Linked DNA regions of Homo sapiens: region 2 is linked to region 1. The links are chromatin loops, found by intact Hi-C in ENCODE. Cell type or tissue: body of pancreas. All regions are shown on one strand. Each heading gives the region's core, and the rest is flanking DNA. Links, peaks and the distances in the headings are about the cores only.

Region 1 (16,031 bases), core at 3,855-11,854:
TTAAGGTTCTGTGACTCTGTCGGCTGATATGCTTCTAATTCAGGGCAAAGAGGGGTGAGAGAAGAGGGCTGGCGAAAAAATGAAAAGTGCATTTTAAGCCAGGGAGAGATCTGAAATCTTAAGCTGAGCGGCCACAGGAGGCTTAATAATCACTGGAGTGCATGCATGGGAGATTCCACTTCAAAAGAAAGGGAATGATGCATTAATGCCCCACGGACATAGTAATGCCCTAGGGACTCCAGGACTGTCCCTGTCACAATCTGAGAGCCATAGAAAAACCATTCAGTGCCAGGCTTACTTAGAGCGTGTCCTCCTTAAAATTGCTCCTCCAAAGGCTATGTGATGTGGAGCTGTGTCTGTGAGGGCCCTTGAAGCAACCGGATGCTTAGGCCAGAGAGGAATCCATTTAGGATTCGGAGGTACAAGCAGCTGTCCACAGGAAATCCAAGAGCCTTGCCTGAGAAATGAAGAAAACCAGGACACCTTTCACTGATTCCGTCTGCAGAACTCAAAAAGACCTGAATTTTCCTCCTTTATGTTGAGATACAAATCCAAATAGCTTTAAAAGAAACTTTTTTCAAAAAGTTTAATGCTTAAGAATCCAGAAGTCCTCCAAAGTCATGAAGTGGAATGTAATGTAATAACTGGAATCATTTGAGCAGAACATTGCTTAAAGAAACCTGCATGTTTATTAAATGACCACCTTGGATATCTTTCCTTTCAGAAAAAGAAGTTCGAATCTGGATGGCTGAAAAATAATACTTCCAGTTCATTCATATTATCTGCTTCCTCACCAGGTTAAGATAATAGAAACCTCATCATATGGAAAGGTCAAGACTCATGACTACGTGTGCAGCTCAAAACTTCATTTTTCTCTTTTTCAGGAGTCCTCTGCATTCTCATTAATCAAAGCAAAGTTTGCAAATTGTAGCTATGCAAAACTTGCATAAAATCATTTAGTCCTTGATTTTTTCTCTTTGTTCCTTTTCAGTTAACTTTCAAAAAAATTTTTCCCAAACATCTCCCACTTCAGGAAAAAATTTGACAACCCCTTATAAGCCTGCATATTTTGTGACAGAGCTATGATTATACTCAAGCAGCCTTGTCAAGAGAAGCACACTCCAGCTTTTTTCTGAACCTTGATTTTAAAGAGTGCAATGAACTCATTGATGTTCTAATAAGAGCTTTCTGCACGTCAGAAAAGGAAGGGAAATGGGTGGGACTTATAGAAGGTGATGGTTATCATTAATAAATGAAAGCAAAATAAATAAACATAGCTAGCTAAGCCATGCTACTGAAAGTCAATCTGGCCCTAACTCTCCAGGAAACATAATGGTTCAGTCAGGCTAAGGGATGCCAGGGGAAGAGCAACCCTTCTGGAACCCAGAAGACACCAGGTTTTGTTCTGGAATCTCTGGAATGCAGCTGTCAGTGGACGCAACAGGAAAGTGGGTTTCCTCTGATTATAGAGAAGAACTTGACAACAATTAGACATGTCCGTAAACAGAAAAGTCAGAAAAAAATTATGTACTCCCCAGTGCAAGAAGCGTGCAAGGAGAGGCTGGATGATCACCTGGCAGAGAGTGTGTGGAAAGTGTTTCTCCTTTGGGTATGAGGTGAAACTGGATAACTAAAGGCTTAATGTACCTTCTAACTCTAAGAATCTGTGATTCCATAGCTTTGGATGATCAAGAAAAGCCACTCTGGGCCTTGGTTTCCTTATCTGAAAAACAAGAGCCTTGGCACAAAATAGGCCATCTTAGGTCCGTCGCAGCCCAAGATGGTATGAATGACCACCTGATAAACTTGTGATGTTGGAGGCCAGGCTCAGGCATCCCAACTCACTGCCTGGCTTAGAAAGGGTCATCAAACTTCTCTGGGTCTTGCTCTGAAGTCGTTTATATAATCCATGGGCAAGCTTGAAGAACGAGGGAACACAGCCCACCAAGTGCTGGAAGCACCAGAGGAAAGGCAAATACAGGCCACATGCCTCAGGTTAAAATATTTTCAAGGCCGAAGGTTTACTGAACCTTATTTCAGACAATATCAATCAAGAAAAGCATTGAGACCATGCCTCAGAGTTCCTTGTCATGGAATTTAAGGGAGTTTGCCATAAAGCTTATATTGATTACTTGATTTATAGAATAGGTTTCAAGTCTCAAAGACTTGTTTCTAAAAAGGAAACACCTCCAGCAGGGAGGAGGCACAGTTTCTGCTTGTTTTCCAGAAAACTGGTACACCATGCTTCATTCCAGTGACTCCTGGCATTTGTGCCCTATTAATGTTTGGTATAAGTTGGTGCCCAAAGTGTGTTTGGATGAACAAAATAAGTTTTATTGAAAGAAAATGTCTGTTTGTAACAAAGCTATTTTAAACTTGTATATGCACTTCAAGTATGTATATTATATAACATATTTTTAATTACCTTGACAATTTGAATTGAGGTATCAGTAAGGCAAAATCTGTGAGGAAATAAAGACATCTGTGATAACATAGGGACATGGACATAGGTCAGGGTTACAAGGCTAAGTGAAGCTCTGGATAACTTTAGGCCATTTCCTGGCAGGCTTCTTAATTTCAGGTTGAATTTGTCCATGATGAAGTGGGTATTTGCCTCTCAGGGAGCCATTTAGTTCCATACATAGAGAGAAAGGATTTATATGACTCCAAAGAGAAACGTTGACTTATTTTTTCTTTAAGCTGTTGGGGAAAGAGAGGGTAAGGGTGCCTTTACCTATAAAGCTAAAATGCAAAGACTTTAAAGACTCTTTCTGCCTATAATGGTTTGAGTCTCAGGTCCCCAGCCATTGAGTTCCAGTCTAGCAGAGCTCACGCAGGGTAAGAAAGAGTCTCTGGAGCAGGCACAGTGGCTCCTGCTTGTAATCCCAGCACTTTGAGAGGCCGAAAAAGGCGGGTGGGTCGCTTGAGGTCAGGAGTTTGAAACCAGCCTGGCCAACATGGTGAAACCCCATCTCTACTAAAAATACAAAAATTAGCTGGACATGGTGGCGCATGCCTGTAGTCCCATCTGTAATACTCAGGAGGCTGAGGCACGAGAATCGCTTGAACTGGGGAGGCGGAGGTTGCGGTGAGTCGAGATTGTGCCACTGTACTCCAGCCTGGGAGGCAGAGTGAAACTCTGTCTCAAAAATAAAAGAAAGAGTCTCATCCTCTCTCCCAGCCCCTCAGGATCCCCTCCAAGCTTCTTCCCACTCATCCCCAAAACTTGCTCTGAATTCCCCCGAGAATACCCCCTGAGCGTTTTGTTGGTGCCTATTTTATGACATTCATCATATTCCACCTCCTGTTCAGCTCAACAGCCCAGCACTCCTTGACATGTTTATGCAGCTTTGTGTCACCTATGTAGGATCTGGTCCAAAGCAGGGCTTCAAGTAATTGATGAAGAAGTAGCTAACACATGGTTTAGGGTGTCACCCTTCCAAACCTAGATACATTGTAACAGGAGACTGGATGGAAGGATGGATGGATGGATGGATGGATGGATGGATGGATGGATGGATGGATAAATAGATGGATGGTTACACCCCACGGGAGCACACAACTTAAACTCTGAGTGATGTAGAGTCAGAGACTGTGCAGGTAGAAAAGTGGATTTATGGAGAAGATAGCAGAGAAGCAAATAGGGAGAGAAATGGAGAGCAGAGCTCTCTGTCCACTTAGTTGGGACAGGGAGAGGACAGAGAAGGGACTGAAGTGGATCTCTGTGCCTTTGCTTCTCCGTTTGCCAAAGGAGTGGGTTTGGATCATCTCTAAGGTCCCTTCCAGCTTGAGAGCCCACTGGACCACAAATTGTGAATTACTAGTCACTGGGCCCTGGTGAAAGTTAAGTGGTACAGCTGCTTTCACCAGATCAGCCAAACGTTGGCAAGCATTTTTGACTCCCATTTTAAGAAAAATCCTTAAACCTTAATCATAATTTCATATGATGAACTATTTGAGCTCCCAAAGAGGAAATTCTTGCATTTCAAAAACTGCAATTTGAGCACAAACCCCTTGCCATGGCCTTGAATCTGAAGAGCATCCTTTCTGCCTCCCTCTTCTTTTTTCTTTTCTTTTCTTTTCTTTTTTCATTTCGTTTTGTTTTGTTTTGAAATAGAGTCTCTTTCTGTCACCCAGCCTGGAGTACAATGGTGTGATCTCGGCTCACTGCAACCTCCACCTCCCAGATTCAAGTGATTCTCCTGCTTCAGCCTCCCAAGTAGCTGGGATGACAGGCATGCACCCCCAGTCCCTGCTAATTTTTGTATTTTTAGTAGAGATGAGGTTTCACTATGTTGGCCAGGCTGGTATTGAACTCCTGGCCTCAAGCGATGCACCTGCCTTAGCCTCCCAAAGTGCTGGGATTACAGGCATAAGCCACCGCACCTGGCCTCCCTCTTCTTTTGTAGAATGTTGCTGATTCCTCTGTGTGAGCCTACCAACTTGTATGCACAGAAGGACATGTCCCACAGCGATCCCACTACACCCACTCCTTTTCCAGCAGAACCCTGACCTTTGCTTCTTGTTATAAGCCAGCATAATTACAAGCAGCAGAGACTACCAAAAACTCTACACACACGTGCTCTCGCACTCATACACAGACATGGAGCTGCTGTGAACAAACTGTTCAAGTGCATTCAAGTTCAAGAGCATGAGTGGGAGAAGGGGAGAGAGATTTTAATCTTTGGCCTGTCACATGGGAGAAGAAAGAAAATATCACGTCCTCATGCCTGTGTCCTGTAATGTTTATCGTCTGAGATCACAGGCAACGAATCTCCTCCCTGTGTCCCGTTTCCTCCCCCAGCCCTGGGTTGGGGATGCTGGCTTGGAATTAGAGAAGACAGGATATGTGCTGATCAGTAGAGGAAAAGTGAAGACTGAGTTCTAGATGGAGCCTCAGGGGCTAGAAGATGGGGCCTAACCTGGGGTATATGTGCACTTTGACCCACTAGAAATTATGTCTTAATTTTTTATGTCTTTGCAGATGTAGTTAAGTAAAGAAGAAGTTCTACTGGATTAGGGGTGGGTCCTAAATCCAATGACTGTGTCCTTGTAAGAAGGCCATGTGTGGGAGGCCAAGGCGGGCAGATCGCCAGGTCAGGAGATCGAGACCATCCTGGCTAACACGGTGAAACCCCGTCTCTACTAAAAATGAAAAAAAAAATTAGCTGAGCGTGGTGGCGGGCGCCTGTAGTCCCAGCTACTCGGGAGGCTGAGGCAGGAGAATGGTGTGAACCTGGGAGGCGGAGCTTGCAGTGAGCCAAGATGGCACCACTGAACTCCAGCCTGGGTGACAAATCGAGACCCCGTTTCAAAGAAAAAAAAAAAAAGCCATGTGAACACACGGAGACAGGTAACCAGGGAGAGCACCATGTGAAGAGGGAGGCAGACACTACAGTGATGCCACTGCAAGCCAAGGATTGCCACGGATGGCCCGCAACCACTAGGCTGTGGTCTTTGCCTTCTGCCATTTTGTTCTGGGTTGAACAGTGTCCTCCCTCAACACTGTAGATATTGGGGCAGTCTGTAGCTGGAATCTCTTTTTAGAGATAATACATGTATGGATTTTCCAGGGATGGCATGACAAATTAGTACAAATTAGATGACTTAAAACAACACAGATTTATTCTCTCATGTTCTGGAGGCTAGAAGTCTGAAATCAAGGTGTTGGCAGGGCCACACGCCCTCGGAAGGCTCGAAGAAAGAACACTTCCATGACTCTTTCTGGCTCCTGGTGGTTGCGGGCCAACCATAGCATTCCTCGGCTTGCTGTGGCATCCCTCCATTTTCTGTCTCCCTCTACACATGGGGATCTCCCAGCGAACGTGTCACTGCGTGTTCACACGGCCTTCTTTTTTTTTTTTTTTGAGATTCAGTCTTGTTCTGTCACCCAGGCTGGAGTGCAGTGGTGCAATCTTGGCTCACTGCAGCCTCTGCCTCCCAGGTTCAAGTGATTCTTCTGCCTTAGCCTCTGGAGTAGCTGGGATTACAAGCGTGCACCACCACACCCAGCTAATTTTTGTATTTTTAGTAGAGATGGGTTTTCACCATGTTGGGCAGGCTGGTCTCAAGCTCCTGACATCAGTGATCTGCCCCCTTCAGCATCCCAAAATGTTGGGATTACAGGTGTGAGCCACTGTGCCTGGCCAGCCTTCTTATAAGGACAGAGTCATTGGATTTAGGGCCCACCCCTAATCCAGTAGGATGCTGTCTTTATTTAACTAATTGGATCTGCAAAGACCCTAGCTCCAAATAAGGTCATATTCTGAGGTTCTGGGGACACATGAATTTGGAGAGAGGACACTTCAACCCAGAACAATATGGCAAAAGGCAAAGGCCACAGCCTGAAGGTGAGGAGATCTGGGTTCAAGGTTTGGGTCTTTGACTTACTAGCTGTGTAGGGTTGGAGAAAGCACTTCAATTCTCAATGCTTCAGTATCTTCAGCTAAAAAAATGGAGATGATGATAATGATGATGCCTACATCTCAAGCTTGTTGTGAGACTTAGAGTGAGAAAGACTGAGATCTGTGGTATGGGAATTATCTAGATAGATTAAATGACTACTTTCAAGTTCACTACTGAGCAGGCTCAATCAAAGGTCACAGAGCATTGTGTGGTAGGCAGCTCCTAGGACAGCTCCCAGCAGTCACCTCTTGGTATTCATACCCTGTGTAATCCTCTCCCCTTGAGTATTGCCTGGACCTAATGATTTCTTTTTTTTTTTCTGAGACAGAGTCTCACTGCTCTGTCACCCAGGCTGGAGTGCAGTAGTGTGATCTCGGCTCACTGCAGCCTCCGCATCCCCAGTTCAAGCGATTCTCCTGCCTCAGCCTCCCAAGTAGCTGGGACAACAGACATGCACCACCATGTTTTTTTAGTAGAAACCGGGTTTTGCCATGTTGGCCAGGTCTCAAACTCCCAAGCTCAAGTGATCTGCTCACCATGGCCTCCCAAAGTGTTGGGATTGCAGGCGTGAGCCACCGTGCCCAGCCTGGACCTAACAATTTAATTCTAATGAATCTGGCAAAAATGATAGGGTGTCACTTCTGAGACGGGGTTCCACAGAGACTCTGGCTTCAGTCCTGCTCACCCTCTGCTGCTGTGTCTCTCTCTCACTGGGAGGGAAGCAGCTGCCACGTTGTGAGCTGCTCTATGGAGAGGCCACATAGCAAGGAACGGAGGGAGGCCCCTGGCCAAAGCCCGTGAGAAATTGGTGGATCCTGTCAGTAACCACTTAAGTGAGCTTAGAAGTGGATCACTCCCAGTTAGCCCTGAGATCACTGCAGCCCTGGCCAAGACCTTGATTAGAGCCTTGGGAGAGACCTTGTGTCATTATGTCATAATTTCTGGGGGTCGGGAATCTGGACATGGTCAGGCATTTTGACATAATAAATGTTAGCTATTTTAAGCCACTAAGTTTGGGGATAATTGTTACACAGCTATAGATAACTAATACAGCTTATTAAATCAACTTAAAAGCAAGAAACAAGAGGAAAGAGATGGGTTCAGATGTAAGCAGAGTGAAAGACAACATGAGCTGAGCCCTGGATTTTGCAATATTCGTGTATCTATCCAGTTTCTCTCCCTGCCTCACCAGCCTTGCCCACTGATGGCAGGGATTCTGAGGACCAGAGTTGAGGTGTGAGCAAAGGGACCATTTTTAGACCTCATGAATAGTGAGTGCCTCATATCATGTGTATATTTAGCATATCATGAATATTTGATGCTTTGTTTATGTATTTTAAATGCCTAACAAGTGTATTTAATGCATGCTTGGTCTCTCCATCCCTTTTTTGTTTGTTTAAAAAGTACTTTATTAACCTTAAAATATTACAGAAATAGGAGTAAACTGCATCCTTGTTATTCATGCCTTCTGCTTTTCTGGCCACTCATTTGCCATGTATTTATTTTGCTTAGAGTGACTTCTATCAAGCCTTATCAAACTCCTCTTCATCCTTCAAAGCCCAGTTTTCAGTCCATCTTCTCCAGAAAGCCTGCCCTGACATTTCAGCCAGCAATGTACTAGAGATGGCTCACACCAGCTCACAAGAACCAATTGTTAATATTTCATGAATTTTGTGAGCTGGTTATGGAACACAGGCATTATTAAAAATTAAGTTATGTAAACTCACAAGTAAATAAATTGTATTAAAAACTAAGGTAGGAAATGTCCAGAACTCATCACCTCTGAATTATAATACATTTTGCTATAATCTGTGCTCAAGTTCATTTACGTCTATTGCACCGTTAAAGTGGAGCTACTCTGTGACGAGGCACTCTTGAGTGTCTCTCCCCAACTCCATGTTTAATGAGTCAACTTGGCAACTTGAAATCGACCATGGTAGAAGTATGGTATTTACACCGTGAAAATTGGCAAATGCTACAAATTGGAGTTTTTATTTTCTTTCCAGGCAGTTGTTAAACATTTACCAGCACTGCCACTGGCCCCAGCCAAAGTAATCTAAACTCTCATAGCCCTCCTATCTTTTCTGCTCAGTGAATGGGCATTTCGCATTTGCTGCCTGAGTTACCAGGTACATTTCGTGTGTGTGCTTCTATGTACACGCATGCCTCCTCCCCTTAACTGGGTTATTGCCAGCTTTAGAGGCAGGGACTGTGTCTCCTTCAACCTTCTGGAGGCCCTTTCCTTAAATGACTGAACAAAATGTATCCATCTCCCAGCGTGAAGCCCAGCACCATCCTCAAACTTCCTGGCACTTCCAAGGGGCTTGCCCACTCACCATCTCCGCTCCTCCCCTTCTGGCTGCTGACCTGCTCCTGTTGCTGCTCTCTGTGTCTGTCCCACATCAGTCCCTACCTCTCCTCCTCTGTCCCCCACAGCACTATGGACACAGCAATGTAATTTTACCGCGGGTTTGGTAATGGGCTGGAGTACAGCAGAGGAATCGGTAATAATGCAACGTGAGGTATCACTTCCTTGATGCATCCGTTCCCATTCCTGGGATCTGTCCCTACCTTTTTTTCTCCATGGGGCCCTCTCCACCAGGACCCTTCTCTCTTTGTTTGAGGGTCCCCAAGTTCCAGTTTCCTTACTCATCAAGAGAAAATTTACAATCTATCTCACACAGTAATGACAAAAGATTTGTTCTCAATATTTCCTAAGGCCCCATCTTTGCGCATTTTTTTAAAAAAAGATGACTTTATTAAGGAGTTTTGATAAATAAAAGAGTTTAGCAAGGCAAGGAATTGTAGAAGTTTTGAGAATATTTACACATTATTTAAAAAAAAAAAAAACATACTCCAGATCAATTTCATAGGCATCTATCAGAACATCTATCAGAACCCAGAAGCATTTACTCCTTCTCACTATGCTTCTGAACATGCCTTTGGATGGACTGAGACTGATATGCATCCCATCCTGGGTAACCTGACCCTGCACTCCCAGCATCTTCCTGAGGTCAGGAAGCCCTAGCAGGTGACTTCCCGGAATCCCCAGCTATTCTGAGATTGGCTTTGAAAACCATCATCCTTGCATCCTCTCCAGCCCTCTCGCCTTCAGAACCTCTATCCCTGAGCTCACACACCCTGAAATCACATCTCTTTGAGAACTTTTACAGACTCGCTTTTTTTTTTTTTTTTAAGAGACAGGGTCTTGCTCTGTTGCCCAGCAAGCAATCCTCCCTCCTCAGCCTCCCAAGGAGCTCAAGCGATTCTCCCTCCTCATCCTCCTAAGTAGCTAGGACTGTAGGCGCGTGCCACCAAATGTGGCTAGGTATTTTATTTTTAGTAGAGACAGGGTCTCTCTATGTTGCCCAGGCTTGTCTGGAACTCCTGGCCTCAAGCAATCCTCCTGCCTTGGCCTCCTAAAGTGGTGGAATTACAGATGTGAGCCACCACCCACCGCCTGACTCACTATGCATTGTCTCTCCCAAGCATCAACTGATAGAGATTTTTCCTTCCTGGAAGCACTCCTTATCCCCATAGGCCACTTCCTGCCTCCTGTTACTAGACATTTCTGGGTGGAAACATTTTCTGTCTCCAAAAGGAGACTTCAGGTAACAAAGGCAGGGACCATTCTAGCTCCCCCACCTTCCCTTGGTATCTTGTATTTCTGCAGCAGTTTGCTCATAGTCAATGTTCAGTGCAGTAAAAACCCTGCAACCTTCACCTGATAAAACTGCTTTCTCCAACACTTCCAATGTGAGGCTGCCCCCTTGCTGTGTCTACCGTGTGCACGTTACATTCATGACAAGGGGAAGACTTTTTTCTCTGCAGTAAAAATGATGTATACAGTGTACCGAAGGTCCCAAGGCTAAAAATGGGCTCATGAAACACTCAGACACCTCATTAAATGCACCTCTTTCTCATCCATGATGATGATCGTGAAGAGTGAGTAACCTTAATATCTCAAAACCACAAGTAGTCAAAAAATAATTTATATCTGGCACTTATATTATTCTCTTATATTGTTCTTAGAGTTCCATTATAGACTCACACATTTTTAGAATGAAAAGACTAGTCTGTTCCCCTCCCTTTAAAAAAAATTGTGATATACTGGGCAGAGTAGTAGTTCCAGCTACTTGGGAGGCTGAGATGGGAGGATCGCTTGAGCCTAGGAATTCGAGACTGCAGTGAGCTATCATCATGACACTGCACTACAGCCTGGGCAACAGAACGACAACCTGTTTCTAAAATAGATAAACAAATTTAATTCATTAAGAATCCAGACAGTTGCCCATTGCGGCACCCAGACAGATGGGCTTCCTTTCGGGCTGTGAGCAGCCAGTTAGGACGCCCCACCCGACTTAAATGAACTTAACAGTAAATCCTTTTGGGGAGTGAAGAGTCCTCTTTCCCCCTCACCCTTCCTTTTGTGAATTGAAATCTTTGTGAACACTGTTTTCTTAAAGCAGAATTCGCTCTACAGCCACGAGAAGGAAGGCTATCCATTGTCACGGCTGCTTCGACGATATTCTCTTACAAGAAAAACTTTTTCACTTTATCTGCCACCCCCCGACCTTTTCTTTAAACAACAGCAGCAGATGTTGGAGATGGGGTCAGAGACTGCTGGAGACCAGCTTTCCTACAAGAGGGTCCCATGTAGGAGTTGTCCTACTTCTTCTCAATTCCTCCAAATCAGGGTCTCAGAGTCCGTTATGACGGCTTGGACTCGGAACTGTGCTGGTGCAGTTTAAGGTCCGGAGCATCCCTTGGAAACGTTTTAATGTTCCTGACAGATCATCAGTCAAATCACCATGTCCTCATTTGGAGTTCCCAGCTCTCTGAACTGAACTCTGTCTAGCTAAAAAGGGAAGGAAAATACTCCATGTGCTCTTTACTGCAGGATCCAGCCAGATATGAGCCTACTTTCATTGTCAGTGGCACCAAAATCCAGATCATCACCCTGGCTGGAGACTCCAAATAGCTCCCCAAGGCCACGAACCTTGTGTAGACTTGGGGTTTGGAAGAGGTCACTTTGGATCTCACAAATGCACCTCAGTCCACCTCCGGAGCCTGAAAATGTTTATCAGAATGATTTGAAGTTCAAATTAACATCAGATGACTAGCCAAGGCACCCCCATTTATGTTATAAAATCACATTTTCCAAGCTGGAAAGGATCTTGGAGATCTTTGAGCCCAATCTCCTCATCCTACAAATGAGGAAAGGTGGGGAGAGCAGCGAGTTGAAGAGGGTCATCAAAGGACATGCTGCTGGTTGGTAAACAGAGACAGGGCCAGAACCCAACCAGGTCTCCTAACTCCCTATGACCATAATTCTTTCCACTACAGCCCGTCCGAGTTTCCAGATAACCAAAACATTGACAAAACCCTGCCGATGGCCCACCAACTTCAGTCAATATTTGCTATGACAAAATTCCAGCAGAACCTAGAGATTTTGAAATCTGTATTCATGTGACTTGATGTGTTCAACTGGAAAGAGACAATTTTTGACTTTTCTCTATGTGACAAGGCTATCTGTTGATTTAGGTCACCCACAGTGAGTGTTTTGTACTCTCTTACCAAATTCACACTCCATAAGTGTTCCATAAACATCCAGCCCATTTCTCCTGCTTCTTCACCCCCAGAAAGAACCCGCATGACAAATACTTTTTGGTTCCTTGAGGTGAATTGACCAGGGGTAGCAGAATTAGGATGAGGATTTTCTGGCATTTGGTCCTGGGGGCTTCACTTGACAGGGCCATTGAACCAAAAGTCAGGGGACCTGGGTTTGAGCACCCGCCTGCGCAATCCCTGCCTGGTTTCTTTGGAAAGGCTCATACCTGGCCTGGCCTGCAGAAGCCAGGGGGTTTAAGGAGCTCCAGCCCTGGGCTCTCAGCTTTAAGTCCAGCCGGCCTCTCATTTCCCAGGTTGGTCTCCACACTCTGTTCTTCTGCACCTGGGGGGTGACCTGCCATGGCATCATCATCAACAGGTTCTGTGTTTTGTTTTTCTCTGCAAACTCATTCAAACTCACTTTCTCCCCCATAACCCTTTCTATGACAGACTTCCCCAGTGCTTGGTCCTGGACTCTCTGTCACTGCACTGACCACCTCTTGGGACATATGACCATGCTGGGCTAGACCCCTGATATGGTTTGGCTGTGTCCCCACCCAACTCTCAACTTGAATTGTAATAATCCCCACATGTCAAAGGCAGAGCTACGTGGAGATAATTGAATCATGGGGGGTGGTTCCCCCATACTGTTCTTGTGGTAGTGAATAAGTCTCATGAGATCTGATGGTTTTATAAAGGGGAGTTCCCCTGCACAATCTCTCTTGCGTGCCACCATGTAAGACGTGCCTTTGCTTCTCCTTTGCCTTCGGCCATGATTGTGAGGCCTCCCCAGCCATGTGGAGCTGTGAGTCCATTAAACCTCTTTCCTTTAGAAATTACCCAGTCTTGGGTATGTCTTTATTAGCAGCATGAGAACGGACTAATACACCCCTCCAGTGCTGAAAGCTCACCTGGCCTTGGCTGGGGTGAAGTACCTGGTGGTTCTGATTCTACATGTCTGTATACATTCAATTCCCCAAACTAAACCTCTCTCTGGCTTCCCTCCCAGTCTCAACTAGGTCTCCCTCCCACCTCCCACTCCCACTGTATATATATATAATATATATTATATTATAATTATAATATAATATATATTATATTATATATTATATATAGTATAAATAATATATATTATATAATATATAATATATATTATATATAGTATAAATAATAGATATTATATATTATATAATATATATTATATATTGTATAAATAATATATAATATATATTATATAATATATAATATATAGTATAAATAATATATATTATATATATATAAAACTCCCATATTATATATATATATATATGGGAGTTTATTAAGTATTAACTCACATGATCACAAGGTCCCACAATAGGCTGCCTGCAGGCTGAGGAGCAAAGAGAGCCAGTCCGAATTCCAAAACTGAAGAACTTGGAGTCCAGTGTTCGAGGGCAGGAAGCATCCAGCATGGGAGAATGATGTAGGCTGGGAGGCCAGGCCAGTCTCTCTTTTCACATTTTTCTGCCTGCTTGTATTCTAGCTGCACTGGCAGCTGATTAGCTTGAGCCCACCCAGATTAAGGGTGGGTCTGCCTTTCCCAGCCAACTGACTCAAATGTTAATCTCCTTTGGCAATACCCTCACAGACACACCCAGGATCAATACTTTGTATCCTTCAATCCAATCAAGCTGACACTCAGTATGAACCATCACACCCACCAACCCTCTTCCCCACCTCCCATCACCCCACAGCCTTTGGGTGGGCCCAGTTTCAGAGTAAGGGTACCCTGTCTTACGGAAATGAAGGGGCCAGGCTGGGCACACGTGATTCACAGGAGTACTGTGCATACACACACATGCAAACACAGGCATGAGAATCGATGGAACAGGATGTGAGGATTTGGCCATTAGAAAAGCAAGGCTGGGCCAGGCGTGGTGGCTCATGCCTGTAATCCCAGCACTTTGGAAGGCGGAGGCGGGTGGATCACTTGAGGTCAGGAGTTCAAGACCAGTTTGGCCAATGTGGCAAAACCCCATCTCTACTAAAAGTACAAAAATTAGCCGGGCATGGTGGCAGGTGCCTATAATCCCAGCCACTTGGGAGGCTGAGGCAGGAGAAGCACTTTAACCCAGGAGGCGGAGGTTGCAGTGAGCCAAGATCATGCTGCTGCACTCCAGCTTGGGCAACAAGAGCAAAACTCCGAAAAAAAAAAAAAAAAGGAAAGAAAGAAACGAAAAGCAATGCTGGGTTTCATGATGTAAGTTTGATTATCTACTAATGTCTTTAAAGTGACCTAGTTTTGAAAGAGAGTTGAAACGTACCCACTAAATGAGGAAGATGAACACTGAAAATTTGAACATGCTGGTGGGTTCATCCTGTCCCCAGGCTCACATGGGTGTCATGGAAATATGGAAACTCATTAGCCACAGCAGATACCAAAACAAGACTGAATTTTGAGGGCCTGTTGCTGAAGCAGGTGTGTATTTCTTCTTAAAAGTCCTAAATCTGGTGGTATAATGAAGAGCCTTTGTTTCTATTTAAATTTTGTTGATCAAAAATCTGGGTTCATGATTTGTCCCCTTGACAATTTCCAAAAGCAAGTGTCTTCCTCACACAGCCCTCAGATGAATCCAGCGTGGGCCGGTGTCCTGTACTTGGGATTCTCCCTCTCTCCTAGAGCCCTGAGAAAGGTCACATGGGGAGCGCAGTGGGAATAAGCTGGCGACCCCTGGGTGGAAAGCGGTGCAGGCTGAACAGATGGAGCTCCGTGGAGGCCCCAGAGGCCCCGGAAGATTAATCGCAGCTCCCAGTTGACGTGGGGACAGGAGGCACACACAAAGTTGGGGTGTGGTGGTCACAGAGGCTGAGTGCACAGAGGATGTCATGGAACAACTGGCTTTGGGGCACCTTTTGACCTCTTGTTCCATCCTGAACCTAGTAATTCAGAGATGTAATATTCGTACAGTCAGTCCTGCAATTGCTCCATATGGTAGTTCCTTAGAAGTGTATGTTTTACTTGCAAGTTTTCAAAAGCTTTCCTATACTTTTAGGTTGGGTTCCCCAGAAACAGCCTAGGAAGAAGATTCATGTGCCAGTGACTTACAATGGAAGTACTCCCACAAGAAACCAGCAAGGGAACGGGGGAAACAGGAGAGGGAAGTGGGAAGAGACCCAGCACAGGTATGCGTTCAGGTGCAATCCCAGCCTCAGCAGACCCTAAAGGGGACCCAGGAGTATAAATTACAGCTTACGGTTTATCCCCCGGCGGGGAAGGGAACTGTCATTAGCTACAGGCCACTGGGGCCAGGATGGGCTCATGAATTCCCAGAATGTTCCAGATCTTTGCTTGTGGGAGAAGAAGCTCCAGTAGCCCAAAGGCCAGCCTCCAGAGAAGTTCTCATGTGGGAGCTTTTAGACAAGAAGCACTCAGAACCTGGGAGACAGACACGCAGAAGCAATAACATTCTCCTAGGAGGCCTGGCAGAGCTAGTGCACTTGATCCAAAAACCACTGGGGAACGGGCATATATCCTCCATTTACAGAATGGGGAAACTGCGATAAAGAGCCACTGTGCCCAAGGCCGCACACTCAGTGTAAATAACAGAGGCTGACAGAACCCACCCCGCGCCTCAGTCTTCCAGGCTCTTCCTTCGCTACCACATAAGTGGACTTTTCTTACTGTCTACTGTGGCTATCCACCCTGCCCAAGGTGACACGCGCCCAGGGAAGGAATGTAATCAGGAAGTCAACTCAGCTGCATTCCAAAGCCAACTGGAAATTCCTTTCAGATTTGCTGCTGGTTTTTATTATACTCAGCTATTAATCCCCTATCAGAACAGGTTATCAGGATCTGGTAGCAGCTTCTTACTTATTAATCTCAACACCTCTGGGAAACAGACTGCAGAATAGGTTAGTTTTGATGAACAAGCTCACCATTCTAATGTGCCTTACACTGTCCCCACTCACTCCACCCCTGTACCTGTGCCATCCCTGTACCTGTGCCATCCCTGTCCTACCTGGGCAACGCCTTCTCC
Region 2 (16,031 bases), core at 5,374-13,373, 170 kb after region 1:
AGTTCTTAATAGTAAAAGTCGTACTTTTCACTCACCGTGAAAAGCAAGTCTGCACATTGCTAGATATGTCCCAGTATTATTATCCAAGCTCCAGAAACGTACTCAGCCACAAAAGTAAAAATTCTCCTACTCCACGTGGAAGTGGCTCCGTGAGAAAAATTCCCTATCAAGCCAGAAACGCACCTACAGAGGGAGAGAACGACATGAGAGGGGACCGGAGTTCTCAGGGAGGAGGGAAGCCTGGCTCCGCATCCCAGAGCTGCCAGGGACCCGGAGCAGAAGGAGGAGGCGGGGAGGACAGGGGCGCCGACGGAGACAGGCGATCCCTCGGAAAATCCTAAAAGCCAGTGAAGCGTGGGCTCTGGACGGAAACAGAAGGTCAGGGCCGTGGTTCACGCCGTGGGAAACCGCAGCCAGTGATAAGCTGGGAAGCCACAGGGGCTGGCAGCTGCAGTCGGAACGAAGCGGCTGGAAGCTCCAAACGGGAGCTCTTCCCAGCTCGCTTTCCACTTCGACGGCACCGTTCAAAGCTCTGCTCAGACACTGGGACAAATAAATGACAGGGCTCCGAAAAGAGGGTGAAGCTCCTCCGCGCCCGGCTTTTCCCTCCGCAGAGCCTGGGCTCCCCGCCTCGCGCCGCCCCTGACCGTGGCAGGCTCGGTTCCCTCCTCGCTCTGCATCCTTTGATTCACGTACGGCCCCGTTTCCAATAACCCTTTCCAGGAAGCCAGAGAGAGAAAGCGCCCAGCTCCCGGCCTGCAGAGTGGGGAGGGAAGAAGGAAATGATTGTGTTGACTTCATCTGGAAGCAGGAAAATGCTTCTCTCCCTCCTTCTTCGCCAAGCCAAGAAATAGATCCTTTACCAGAAAGCCATGTGGCCACATGGCCACCACTTGCAGAGGGGCTGGGTGAGGAGGAGGTGCTTTGCCAACGTCTCAGCTGACAGCAAAGGCCAGTGGCTCATCAGTGAGAACATCATACCTCTGTCAGAGGGGAGACCCTGAGCAGCTCCCGACACCCACACAGGGCTAGGAATTGACGGTGGCTTAGGGTACACGTAAGAGGAACAGCATCCACCACAGGACAGTCCCTTCCTCGCGTACCACCCGGGATCCCTGCTCCCTGTCATCGCCATACTGTGTTCTCTCAGACTGTAAGGTCCTTGTCCTGTCTCCCTCACATGGATCCTTTCCAGACCACGGGCACTCTCTCAGGTCAGCAGGTCCAGCTGCAATCTGGAATCAGCATCTACCGTGTGGAAATGGGAGAGGGGACTTGGTTCTTAAACCAGGGGCCTTGGCATTAGCTACCTTTGGTTTTTCTCCAGAAATAAGAATGATTGGCCGGGCGCGGTGGCTCACGCCTGTAATCCCAGCACTTTGGGAGGCCGAGGCGGGCGGATCACGAGGTCAGGAGATCGAGACCATCCCGGCTAAAACGGTGAAACCCCGTCTCTACTAAAAATACAAAAAATTAGCCGGGCGTAGTGGCGGGCGCCTGTAGTCCCAGCTACTTGGGAGGCTGAGGCAGGAGAATGGCGTGAACCCGGGAGGCGGAGCTTGCAGTGAGCCGAGATCCCGCCACTGCACTCCAGCCTGGGCGACAGAGCGAGACTCCGTCTCAAAAAAAAAAAAAAAAAAAAGAATGATTAGTTAGATAATTATAAACAATGGGGGGGGGGGGTAGTTTTGTCGTAGTTAGCAAATTACATTGAATGTAACAAAATCTTAAACCATAAAGCAAAACGTGCTGGGTTTCTGCTTCCTGTGGTGACATGACATGAAAGCCCAGCTCTTTTTCCAGGAGGACACTTCTCTGTTTACAAGACTGCTTGAGCAATCCCATTATCAACTCTCTCCAGAGAGGATACAGCTGAGGCAGCTCAAATTCAGAACCTTATTTTTAAAGAACTAAAAAAAAATTAGATCCTTTGATAAGATCACTCAAGTATAGTCCAAACTAGCCTCCCAAATTTTGGAGTGCCAGCAATTATGTTCAATATCTCCCCATCTGCCTCCCCCCAAAAGAACCAATTAATATCTTTTTCTTTTCTTTCTTTCTTTCTTTTTTTTTTTTTTTTTTTTTTTTTTAGACAGAGTCTTGCTCTGTCCCCCAGGGCTGGAGTGGCAGTGGCACGATCTCGGGCTCACTGGCAAGCTCCACCTCCCAGGTTCAAGCGATTCTCCTGCCTCAGCCTCCCGAGTAGCTGGGACTACAGGCACCCGCCACCACGCCCGGCTAATTTTTTGTATTTTTAGTAGAGAGAGGGTTTCACCATGTTAGCCAGGATGGTCTCGATCTCCTGACCTCGTGATCCACCCACCTCGGCCTCCCAAAGTGCTGGGATTACAGGCGTGAGCCACCACGCCCGGCCGATTTCTGAAATTAAGAAGTTAAAGATTTAGGTAGCAGTGGAGTTGTTTGCCCGTTTGGGAGTGGGGAGGTTGAGACGTGCATCTGGCTGATGTGCGGCAGGAAGGTGGCATCACAGAACACCGGGCACATCCTCTCTAACAAGTGCTCTGCAAAATGCCTGCAAGGACGTTGCCCTTTCTTCCAAATGTCTGGCTCTGAAAGACTTAGAAATAAAATTTTCAAAGGTTGGAAAGCTTTTGATATTTTCTGCATTAGGAGTTTGGACCACAGTAAAATCATACTCATCATATGTTGGATTAAGCTAGTGCCTGCCATCCAGGGTCGTAGACTCTTCTAGGGGTTGAGTATCTGCCTTTCACCTGACACTGGAAAGACAAGGACTGAAAAAAGCTGGAGTTACAGGAGAGACCTCCCAGGATCCTGCAGACAGGGCAGGATGATGAGAAGGAAAGCGTGTCGTTCCCAGAACTTGTCTGTGAAGATTGGGTGGTTTAATAATATTCATCCGCCATCTAGTGGCATTTAGAGCATAAACTTAACTCACACATTTTCTAGGAGCAACTACGTCAGGGAGGCCTAATCTGCTAGACTTAGACTTTATAAATTATTTTTATTTTTTTACTCAAATACATTTTTAAAAATCCATCATTAGGTTCGTCAGGGAGAAGAATATTAATAAGAACTAACTTTGAATCTGTTTTGGTACATTGGGTGATGACCAGAAACTGCTTTGCCTGATCTTTTGTGGCAGGTGACAGCTTGTTTCTTCATACTAATGTCATCTACAGTGCCAAAACTACACGTACACATGTAAGAAAATTCCTTGCCATCTTCAGTGCTGGAGATGAGGAGTTCCATGATCAGCGCATCACTGTGCCTTTACTATTTGTACTTCTTTTGGAATGCTTTTATAAGGATAAGACCACGTCTTTCATCACATCACACCATTTGCACGGTTGGTCCTTGCCTAGTGCTCAGGATCTTGCAATGTCCTCAGCCCTTGAAGAACCATGTTCAGGGCTGGGGTTCTGAACTCTCTCCCATTACAATAGCTGTATTAGTCGGTTCTCATGCTGCTAATAAAGACATACCTAAGGCTGGGTAACTTATAAAGGAAAGAGTTTGGCCAGGTGTGGTGGCTCACACTTGGAATCCCAGCACTTTGGGAGGCTGAGGGTGGATCACAAGGTCAGGAGTTCGAGACCAGCCTGGCCAACATGGTGAAACCCTGTCTCTACTAAAACTACAAAAATTAGTTGGGTGTGGTGGTGGGTACCTGTAATCCCAGCTACTCAGGAGGCTGAGGCAGGAGAATTACTTGAACCCCGGAGGCGGAGGTTGCAGTGAGCCGAGATTGCACCACGGCGCTCTAGCCTGGGTGATGGAGCAAGACTCCATCTTGAAAAAAATAAATAAATAAAAATAAAGGAAAGAGGTTTAATTGACTCACAATTCCACATGGCTGGGGCGACCTCACAATCATGGCAAAGGAGGAGCAACATCATGTCTCACATGGTGGTAGGCAAGAGAGCGCATGTACAGGGGAACTGCCCTTTATGAAACCATCAGATCTTGCGAGACTTACTCAGTATCATGAGAACAGCACAGGAAAGCCCCACCCCCATTATTCAGTTACCTCCTACCAGGTCCCTCCCACGATACGTGGGGACTGTTACAATTCAAGGTAAGATTTGGGTGGAGACACAGAGCCAAACCATATTAATAGCTAACGTGTTCAGTTCTGGCACTATGTGATCAGGTACAAAATGGGTTTTATCCTCATTATCTCATCTGACTCTCACAACAATATTATGAGGAAGGGGCCTCCTAGCACCCCCATTTTGCATATGAGGAAAATGAGGCTCAGAAAAGTCAAGCAACTAGATCAAGTGATGGTGGAGCCAGGACTCAAACCAGACAGTCTGATTCCAGAATGTACACTTTTAGCCATTGCAGCCTTCTCCTCCAAGTGATTCTCCTGCCTCAGCCTCCCCAGTAGCTGGGATTACAGGTGTGTGTCACCACACCCGGCTAATTTTTGTATTTTTAGTAGATACGGGGTTTCACCATGTTGGCCAGGCTGGTCTCGAACTCCTGACCTCGTGATCCACCCGCCTTGGCCTCCCAAAGTGCTGGGATTACAGGTGTGAGCCACCGCGCCTGGGGGAAATCATTGTTTTATGGCTCCCATTTTTTAAAGCCACTTAAGGTTTTAATGCTTAATGTCGCTAACTCTGTTACATGTTCTTATCATCCCAGGGTGCTCTTTGTTTTACATTTATTTTCTTTTTTCTTCTTTTAAGAGTTGTTAAAACATCTGGGTAGTGGAAGTTTTATATTAGCTAAACTAATATAAATTTATGTACTTAGAGGAAGTACACTCAGCTGAGGATAGAGTGATGACAATGGTCAAAATTAATAAAACTAAGGGGAACATACTGCAGAAAAACTTGTACTCATGTCATTTGAGGCTGTTTATAAGATTTTTTTAATTTTCCATTTTAATGATTATGTGCTAATACAAGGCAGTAATTACTTGCATCTCTAACAACTAAGTCTATAGATTTCTACTTGAATATTTCTTTTTTCCTTCTATGCATCTGTGATGGTTAATATTGAGTGTCAACTTGATTGAATTGAAGGATGCATAGTATTGTTCCTGGGAGTGTCTGTGAGGGTGTTGACAAAGGAGATTCACATTTTGAGTCAGTGGACTGGGAGACGCAGACCCACCTTCAATCTGGGTGGGCACCATCTAATCAGCTGCCAGTGCAGCTAGAATAAAACAGGCAGTAGATGGAAAGAGCAGACTTCCTGAGACTTCCAGCCTTCATCTTTCTTCCATGCTGGATGCTTCCTGCCCTTGCACATCAGACTCCAAGTTATTTAGCTTTTGGATTCTTGGACTTACACTTGTGGTTTGCCAGGGGCTTTCAGGCCTTTGGCCACAGACTGAAGGCTACACTGTCAGTTTCCCTACTTTTGAAGTTTTGGGACTCAGACTGGCTTCCTTGCATCAATTCTCCTTAATAAACTCCCATTCTTATATACGTCTATTCGATTAGACCTGTCCCTCTAGAGAACCCTAATACAGCATCTTTCACAGATATTTGATCCATGACAATTAATTGGCTAGTACTTGGCCTTGAAATCTTGGATCTATATAGTCAATATCTTTACTTTACAATATGTAATGGAATTTTAAAATGATAAACTATAACCCTTTTCCAGCCAATGAACACTGAAGCTCAGAGAGCTTTTAGTGGGCTCTTGGCAAATGACTCAACCAAAGCAGTTAATGCAAAAAATCTTTCACATCTTATTGTTTTTAGCAAAATGTCTCACCAGGGAACTCTTCAGTACAGAAAACAAAATTTCTAAAAATATAAAAATTATATTTATAAGATATAATTTACAATATAACTTGAAGCGGTTCCTAAGATAGTGTTGTTTTCTACTACATATTAATATGTAACATCAGAGCTCTGCTTCCTTTCAGCTGAAATATGACCAAAAATGAAGGGGCAGTTCACTACCAGGACAGTTTTTGTCTTTGCTTAAAGTTGACGTCTATTCCCATATCCTGCTTGCTAAAAAACCGGCAAAGAGCAAAAAGCGTTCCTTGAGACTCTCACATACCAGCAAGAAATATGTGCCCAAAAAATTTAAAAGAAAATACATGGCATTTTTTAATATTATAATAATTTGGGCGCAGTATATTCTTTTTCAATGATCTGCAGGGTAAATTATATCTTGGGCTGCACAAATTAATCTGAACTACCTAGGGAAAATGTGACCAGTACAGAGATCTATTTAATAGTGTTATACGCCTGGATTAATTTTCCTTTGGCACTGTGTAAATTGATCTTGCAACTGCTTAGACAAATAGTGGTTAGGAGCAAACTGAATAATTTATAACTCATTCACTCATTCAGTAAGAGGTGACTGTGCATTCTGTTTGTGCCTGGCACTGTGTTAGGGCTGAGGACCCTGGTGACTAGAAATTTCATGTCGTGCCTGAGAGCATAAACCTTACAGTTGGAAAGCCTGAGTTCAAATTCTGGCTCTCTGGTTAGTAAGCTAGCTGCTTTCTAGCCAAATGACTTCAAACACATTGCTTAATCTTATTTAGCTTGTTCATCTCTGAAATGGGTTTTTTCTTTTTTGCAAGAATAAAATAAATCAACGTAAGTTATCTAAAACAGTACCTGATTTATAGCTTATGAGCCCAGATCTCGAATCAAATGCTGAGCCCCTTGTATGCAATCTAAGGAATTAGGGACCTAACTTTATTAAATAACTAAAAATCATTCTTTTTGGTCGGGTGCGGTGGCTCATGCCTGTAATCCCAGCACTTTGGGAGGCCAAGGCCGGCAGATCACCTGAGGTCAGGAGTTCGAGACCAGCCTGGCCAACATGGTGAAACCCCATCTCTACTAAAAATACAAAAACTAGCTGGGCCTGGTGACTCACATCTGTACTCCCAGCTACTCAAGAGGCTGAGGCACAAAGATCGCTTGAACCCGAGAGGTGGAGGTTGGAGTGAGCTGAGATCACGTCACTGCACTGCAGCCTAGGTGACAAAGTAAGACTCGGTCTCAAAAAATAATAATAAAATGAAAAATAAAAATCATTCTTTTGAAAAAAACTTCCCAAACCTGCCATTTTCATTAATACAGCTGTGGATTAATATGGCTGGAGAGGAGGCATTGTCTCTGCCCTTATGTATGTCATCAGAAGAGACAGATAAGCGTGAAATTGCTCCTAGTCCCTTGTCAGGGGGGCATTTGTTTGCTAGTGTTGTCATATTCACTGATTTTTTTTTTAATTAGTTGTTGGCCAGACACAGTGGCTCATGCCTGTAATCCCAGCACTTTGGGAGGCTGAGGCAGGCGGATCTCAAGGTCAAAAGATCGAGACCATCCTGTTCAACATGGTGAAACCCCATCTCTACTAAAAATACAAGAATTAGCTGGGTATGGTGGTGCGCACCTGTAGTACCAGCTACTCGGGAGGCTGAGGCTGCCTGAACCCAGGAGGCGGAGGTTGGAGTGAGCCGAGATCGTGCCACTGCACTCCAGCCTGGCAACAGAGTGAGACTCTGTCTCAAAAAAAAAAAAAATTAGCTGTTCAAGGCCATGATTATAACCATGGCAACTCTGGCCTCACACACATCTCTTAGAGCGGCCCATGAGCCCTCTAGAGCATCCTTTGACGTGGCCGTATTTTGCTCGGCTGATAGATGTCTTCTCAAAATGGCCCAGGGTATCCCTTGTTCTATTTACACTATTCTGTTCCATTTCTTCAAGACACAACAATTGCTAACCATCATAATTTCTTTCAACACGTCTCTATTTAACTAACTTGCTATGTGGAATGGTCTGAACTCTCCTCATTTTCCCCCGTGGTCTTTGAGAAAACTCTGAGGCTGGAGGATGCTTTGTGGCAGACTGTCAGAAGAGTCTGGATGTGCTAACCAGGCCCTCTTGAGTCTCTTACTGCAACCCAGGTCCAGATCACTTTGTTGTCATCTTGTTTGTTACCTTATTGACATCCTGTCCTCATTTTTCTTCTTCCCCACCCACAGCTATGTGCCACCTCCACTGAGGAAAAGCACTGGGCATTTGGAGCTCACGATTTCTTCATACACCCGTGAGTCACTGAAAGCAATGCGAGGCAGTACTGCACTTGGCAGATGACAATTAGTTTGTCCACTCAATTTTGAAGAGAAAATTACCCTCTTTGGGGAGAAATATGTCAAAATAATTTCTCAAACTATTCAGGAGTTACCCTTAACCTGAAGTTAAGTATGGATATAATGAACAGATTGTCAATATACTAGAGTGGATGGGATCCTCATCTGTGACGTTCTATTTAAATGCAGTTTTTCTGGCAAACCTAGTACTCAGTTCCTTATTTTTTTTTTTGAGACAGAGTCTTGCTCTGTCGCCCAGGCTGAAGTGCAGTGGTGTGATCTCGGCTCATTTCAACCTCCTCCTTCTGGGTTCAAGCGATTCTTTTGCCTCAGCCTCCCGAGTAGCTGGGACTACAGGTGCCCACCATCATACCTGGCTAGTTTTTAGTAGAGACAGGGTTTCACCATGTTGGCCAGGCTGGTCTTGAACTCCTGTCCTCAGGTGATCCGCCTGCCTCGCCCTCCCCAAGTGCTGGGATTACAGGCATGAGTCACTGCGCCTGGCCATTTTCTTATGTGTGACATTCAAGATTGTTCACAGCCTGACTGTTAATTAGATAACTTCCTAAGGTCCCTTCCTTTCCTATAGGTCTTACCATTTCTTGCTAAATATGATAAAGGTTGGCAATGGCAAAACAAATGCCATCTTTTGGTGCCAAGAACATGATCCAAAGTTCTAGCCAAATGGAACAAACAGGTGAACACGTTCTACACATTCCACGTTACCACCTCTGCAGCAACTTTTGCCCTGAGCAAAAGGCATGGAGGTTTCTTCCATCTGGACTTCCCCCTCTGATTTTCCTCCTGTATGTTCTATTTCTTCCTATCTGTGAAAGTCCTTCTCAAATGCTGTCTCTTCCAGCTAAAATCCCACCCCTATCAGTGCCATCTTAGGGCACTGATCTCTTCCCATCTTGTTCCAAGTTATGCACTTATCTCCCAAAGTGCCTTGCACATAAATAATGATGTTGTATGAATTTGTTAAATAATAGAATGAGAAGAAATGGTCTTTTTTCATTTTTTAAGCATGAATCTTTTGAGCATCAAACAGCAACCTCTTGTCTTTGTGCCTTTTCAGAAGGCTGTACAGAGCTCTTCATGCTCAGCTTCAGTAGTGAGCTGGGTCCAATCAGGAAATAGAAATCACATAGTGGATAAAATCGAAGTTTAATACAAAGAACTATTAACTATGATAAAGGAGTATCTATAAGATAAAAGGGGCCTGGCAGGGTGGCTCATGCCTGTAATCCCAGCACTTTGGGAGGTCGAGGCGGGTGGATCACCTGAGGTCAGGACCAGCCTGACCAACATGGTGAAACCCTATCTCTACTAAAAATACAAAAAATTAGCCAGGCGTGGTGGCAGGTGCCTGTAATCCCAGCTACTCAGGAGGCTGAGGCAGGAGAATCGCTTGAACCTGGGAGGTGGAGGTTGCAGTGAGCCGAGATCACGCCATTGCACTCCAGCCTAGGCAACAAGAGCAAAACTCCATTTCAAAAAAAAAAAAAGGTAAAAGGAAATCCTATACAGTATGCGAGGGTTCAGAGAGAGTACTCAAAGGAGGAGTTCAGACCTCGTTGGAGAAGGTATGTCTCAGCCCACTGGATAAGCAGCAATGTTAGATGGTTTGGCCAGGCCAGGGCGGGTCTACCAGTTGCTAGGTAAGCAACAGCTAACCTCTAGAGTGTGGCTGGAGAGCAGGCAGTCAGTCAGCAGCCACTGGTGTGGACATGCAGTAGGAGCCTGGACACCAGCAGGGCAGAGGACTTCAGAGCTTGTGGGCCACATGGAAACTTGCAGAAGGAATGGTTATCCTGTGTATGACCCTCTAGGCAAAAGTACCTGTGTGTGAGCCAGGCAGGAGCTTTGGTTTCCATGTCAAGAGAGCTATGGAAAGGTTACCATGAGAAGAGGCTGTAAGGTTGTAGATGGATGGTTTTTCTGGTCCCACGGCTGGGGCAGGCTCCACTGGATGGAGATCTTCACACTCACAGGGCTGACACCAGCCTCGCCCAGAAACCTGGGGAAGCCTCTTTCTCCTGGAATGTGCCTCCATTGCCCTCTACTGAGAAATCTTAACATCACACTCCCTTTAGTGGAGAAATGTTTAAAGGAATTCTCTTGTATATTACAGGTATTGAAGAGTGCATTTGGAGCTGTGAGGCAATAAATAGATGACCAACACATCCTTCATCTTTAGAGCTTCCTTAGTTCATTTGGTTCCAAGACCTATGGAACCCAAGGGTGATTAGTCCCTGTAAAGCCAGGAAAAGGCTGGCCTGGTGTAACCTCAGGCAAAACACTTCCTCCTATGAACTTTTTTCTTCATCTTATAATAAGGGGTTGGACCACATCAGTGGTTGTCAAATACCAGGCTATTGTGAGGTGAAGAAAACAAATACAGTATTTTGTAGAGTTGAAGCCATTCAGTTTAAAAGTTGATTCTTTCTACCTTTGTTTTCAGTGTTAAAACATCCTGTCGTTTATGAAATAGTGATAGTAAGTGGAAAAAAATTTTCATCCTTACTTAGCAAAATAAAAGCAAGCTCAGAATTTTGTTTTCAGTTTTCCTATCCTGAAAGTCTGGTCACTCTGGAACTGGATGTTTTCTCTCGAAGGTCGCTCTCATTTCTGACACTGGTCTAGAGGATCTGTTGGTCTTTGCTTCTTGTCATCCAATTTGAAAGCAGGCAGAAGAAACTCTAGAAAAGGTGATCGCTTCAGAGCACGTGTAGTAAATTCGGGTCTGTCACAGAATATCAGCAAGGCTCTGCACAATGATGACTGTCAAAAATATGAAGAGTTTCATATTTTTAAGATACCTTATTAAACTCTAGGGCAACCACAAAAATGTTTTAAAAAGAGGCATAACTCATAAAGCCATAATGAAAATATAATCAAATTTTATAAAATACTCAACACAAAAGCAAGCAGAAAACTGGACAAAGATGGAACATTTATTTCGGATATGTCTTGTTTTGTTTTTTTTTTTTTTTTTGAGATGGAGTCTCACTCTATCGCCCAGGGTGGAGTGCAGTGGCACAATCTGGACTCACTGCAACCTCCGCCTCCCAGGTACAAGTGATTCGCCTGCTTCAGCCTCCCCAGTAGCTGGGATTACAGGTGGCTCACCACCACACCCAGCTAATTTTTAATATTTTTAATAGAGATGGGGTTTCACCATGTTGGCCAGGCTGGGCTCGAATACCTGACCTCAAGTGATCTGCCCACCTTGGCCTCCCAAAAGTGCTGGGATTACAGGCGTGAGCTACAACACCCGGCCAATTTTATTTTTTTGAGGAGTCTCGATCTGTTGCCCAGGGTGGAGTGCAGTGGTGTAATCTCTACTCACTGCAACCTCCGTCTCCCAGGTTTAAGCGATTCTCGTGCTTCAGCCTTCCAAGTAGCTGGGATTACAGGCTCCCGCCACGATACCCAGCAAATTTTTATATTTTCAGTAGAGACAGGGTTTCACTATGTTGGCCAAGCTAATCTTGAACTCCTGACCTCAGGTGATCCACCTGCCTTGGCCTCCCAAAATGCTGAGATTACAGGCGTGACCCACCGCTCCTGGCCTAGCACATGTTTCTTGCTTAGCATAATGGCTGAGTCCAAGTGGCAGCAATGAGTCCATCAAAACACACATCATTTGAGTTAGGAGCAGTGCTTAAGTTATATGTGTTGCTTTGGAAGCACCACAGAACCTCAGCAAAGTATTGAGGGGAAAGCTTTATTACATTTAAGAGAATGAGAGCGAAGCATGTGGCGGGGTGACAGGTATGGAGACGCCGCTGCTTGTCTGGCTGCTCATCTTCATCAGCACCATCTCTGTGTCCCACACAAAGGGTGGCTGGAAATGAAACATCTAGACCTCCCTCCAAGGGAGGTTCGAGATGCGATTCATGCGAACACCTCCCTTTTGTTGGAATTAGTAAACATCCCAATCCTTACGGGGCTTTTTCTCTTTTCTTCCCCATTCCTACAAAAAGGTAACTGCCCCCCCCCGACACACACACACACACACACACACACACACACACACACACACACACACAATGTATATGATAGAACCAGGCCCTCAGGACAGAAGCTGTGTGAGAATGTCAGACAATTATGAATTTAAAAGCTCCAGCCATCTGAACACTTCCCCTGCTGACTTTGTGTGGTTGTGCACAAGAGGAAGGGGCTGGGTTGAGAATGAGTAGAACACGCACACAGCATTCTTCCATTCTTCCATTGTACTTATTCTCCAAATGCAGTGGCTACACCTACCAATCCACTTGTAGAAATGGGATTAGGCTCCAAGTGTTTCTCGGTAGCTGTTGAAAAGTCAAACCAAGGTCTGAAACTGGAATTGGATTATAGATCTCAGTTGATGCTGCTCAAAAGAGCGTGGCTCTCTTTCAGCAACACACATCACCTTCTCCCACCTCTTCCCAAACTCAGTCTGTTCCAAAGAAATCAGAAAATTGAACAATAGGATCTTTCTAGACAATAAATATATACATACACATACTATCTCCACACTCTCCCCCTTTTACCTTGCTAGAGGGTCAGGCATATAGCCCTCTAAAAATCAGGATATGATTCTTAGAATAATAATTTTTAAAGTTAACTATAGCAAAAGTAGTACATACTCGCTGAAAAACTTCCAGTAACAGAAAAATATAAATTCAAATAGAAAGTCCACCACTCTATAATGTGATTTTCAGGAGAAACCACTGTGGAGTCTGGTATGTATCCATTCAGAACTTTTTCTTTGCATATACACATGAATGCATATTTAAAGGTATTTTTTCCCTTTGTTGCAAAGTTTATGCTATTAAAGCAACAATTTTTACAGTACACATATATATGCATCCTTCAACTTTTTTTAATAATTATTTTTTTAGAAACAGAAATTAGACCTCTATTTTTGAAGATTTAGCTTAATAATATGTCCATGTCGCAGAGCTTTGCAGTTTTCAAAGTTCTTTCCCATGCATTATCCTGTTCACTCCACAGAATGGCTCTGCAAGGTGAGCTTTCTCATCCCCTTTTACAGATGAGAAAACTGAAGCTCAATGAGGTGGGTGATTTGTAAAAGGTTTCACAAAAAGTGGCAAGGTAGGGTCTTCCAAGTCCAAGTCCAGGGACCCTTACAGTCCTCTGTTGCCTCCTCTAGTTGGCTCTGAAGGAGATGGGCAGGAAAGGGAGTCTCTGTTACAGTCATCCACAAGGCAGTGCACGGGAAGTTATGTGTACAGGTAATTTAAAAGCTTAAGGAACACCTGGCTGGCACGATTGCTCACGTCTGTAATCCCAGCACTTTGGGAGGCCGAGGCAGGTGGATAGCTTGAGCCCAGGAGTTCGAGACCAGCCTGGGCAACATAGAGAAACTCTGTCTCTACGAAAAATACAAAAAAATTAGCTGGGCGTAGTGACACATGCCTATAATCCCAGCTACTGGGAGGCTGAGAGAGGAGAATCACCTGAGCCTGGTAAGTTGAACCTGCAGTGAGCCCTGACTATGCCACTGTTCTCCAGCCTGGGTAACAGAGTGAGACCCTGTATCAAAAAAAAAAAAAAAAAAAAAAAAAAGCTTAAGGAACACCTATTCACTGTCCAGACTGTCAAGAAAATTATGATGTGATTTATTACCTATGATTCCCCCTCCAAACACCTTTACAGTTTAAGAGGAAACAAAATGATTGTTTTTATTTCCCTTCTTTGACTGTGGTTAGAGGAAAAGCTAAGTCAAAAGACAATCAAAAGGTGAAAATAGAGGCACCAAGTCTCCAACAAAGAGTTTACTAGATCACACGCTCTTATGCATGGGCATCTTCTTTAAACTAATTATTGGTACTTTTGTTAAAAGCATATTAAGCATAGAAAAGGAATCTAAATATGACCTTACCCCACTTCCCAAGGTATTAGAACTTTTGACTTTTGGGAAGCAGCAAAGAATAGCAAAAGGCATCCATAAAGTGAGTTCAAATTCCAGCTCCACAAATACCTAGCAGTAAGCTCTGGGGTAAATTACTTTGAGCCTCAGTTTCCTACCTCATAGGGTTGTCTGAGCCTCACTCAAAGCAGTTAATTAGTATTTGTTCTCTGTACCTCCACTAATATGTTTCCTTTAAATGTGTGTTCTTTATCATTTCAAAGGGAAAACATTCTTAAAATACAAAAGCACTAGAGTAGGCTGCATTTGATTTCTGACCAGAATAGCTGCTAAATACTAGTCTGCTTTCTAAGTAACTATTGCATTAAGTAAACTTGGAAAATGCATAACAGCACCTCAGGGGAAAAACTTGTCCATGTATGATGATGGAGCTACTTTTCTTACGCTGAGAACAGGTATCCAGAATCACTCGGGGGCTTTACAACTTCATGGTGGGATGGATCATGCAGACAGCTGCCACCAGGAAGTGAGAACTATGCCCCCCAGATCTCACCTGTATTCGAACTTGATCCTTACCCCACTCCATCCTTGCAAAAAACTAGTAAGCTCCCTGCTTTTCATTTCCACAGATTGCAATACTCCATGCCACATATTTATCTGTTAATGAGCATCAGAAAACAGATTAACCTGGAAAAACGCTTTGGTATACTCTGAATAAGTGTTTCTTAAGATGAACTGGCTCTTTTAAAAGTTCCTAAAAGTCAACTTTAAATTACGTAATACATAATTCCACAAAAACCCTGCACCCTCTTCCCCATCCCTCCAACACACATACACACAAGGTTACCATAGCTAGGACTTTAGTGTGTATCTTTCCAGAACCCCCTCCTTAAAAAAATACATACATATATGTTAAGCTGGTATATCTCTAGGTTGATTTATAATTATAAAGGTACAAAGTGACATGAGGAATCACCATGGAACATCTTCCATAAACACGATACATTAGCCCAAAGGCTGCTGGTCCTACTTCATGCGGCACGCCAGCCATCCGATGCGTACGTAAGCCTATCTGTAACATGGAGCACTCGCATCACCTCAATTGCAATTTGACAAATTTGACAAGGACTCTTGCTGAACTTGATTCCTTTCCCCTTTCATCTCTCACTCACCTGACTAACCTGGTAAACAAAAGCCCACTCCAACAGGATAATGGAGGAAACGCAGATACAGCCAAACCAGCTCCGGATGGTGAGAAGTGTTCTGGTTGTCGTTTAGGGTGGGGTGTTTGTTCTGTGGGTCGAGTGGGCACAGACAAATGGAAAACATTCTTTCCTGCTCTATACCAAGTTGTTGCTGAAATGGGAACTGTATTACACCTGTGGGTCCAGTATGATCTTTAAAAATCATCAGCAACATCTTGGGCTTTGACATACAAGTTACTAGTATTAACAACATAAACTTCAGAGCACCTTTGTGAGATCGGATCATCCAATATCTTGGAAGGCACCTGATACTTCTGCTTCAACTTTTTTTTGGAAGTTGGTGCCTCAGAGCTTAGAAAGCATTTAATCATATCAAAGAAAAACAGTGACAAGCATTTTTAGGCAAGCACATTCCTCCTTTTTTACTCATAAGCTGTGACAAGTTCTTAAGATAGTATTCACTATTTAAAATATGATTTCTATGAGAAAGAGTTCGGAATTCCAATTAGAGACACCAGAAACAGACGCTTTGCAGCCTGCTTGTCCCAGCAGGCTCTCTGCACAATTCCCTCCACCCTGGCCTCAAATTAACACAAAGCAAAACACAAAATCTAGAAACAAGCTAGTTCAGAGTCCAAAGAAGTACACTCCTTTGGTATGGACACCTGGGGACCTGGTTTCTGGGGAAGAGATGGCATCGATAGGAGCTCTAGCGGGAGCAGAACCAAGACACAAAGTGTTTCTCCCAGAGGTGGCCAGCCCCACAGCTCCAGACCTAGAGCAAGGGCAGCAAGCTGGGGGATCTAGGGGGTGTCTTCCCTAGTCAGAACTCACCAAGGGGCCAGACTAAGAACCTTTAGGTAGTGTGGCA

What was found. A loop is a pair of places that touch in the nucleus more often than their neighbours do. Peaks named below come from ENCODE experiments on the same cell type or tissue, not always from the same donor. Only the 100,000 strongest peaks of a DNase experiment are listed, where the experiment ranks them.
Region 2: it touches region 1 in a loop (2.0-fold over the local background); 4 of 110 quality-filtered maps call a loop at or near these places.

Annotation. Positions count from the first base shown.
Region 1 is chr10:113,929,517-113,945,547 of GRCh38, forward strand. No RefSeq gene overlaps it. Among named protein-coding and RNA genes, the nearest start is that of NHLRC2, 83 kb to the left of the region's middle. In body of pancreas, for the core only: no CTCF peak of the experiment used is centred there; a DNase peak (open chromatin) is centred at 8,505; H3K27ac peaks cover 742 bases.
Region 2 is chr10:114,100,632-114,116,662 of GRCh38, forward strand. It overlaps the pseudogene RNU6-709P. Among named protein-coding and RNA genes, the nearest start is that of ADRB1, 65 kb to the left of the region's middle. In body of pancreas, for the core only: a CTCF peak has its summit at 10,141 (motif pointing left); no DNase peak of the experiment used is centred there.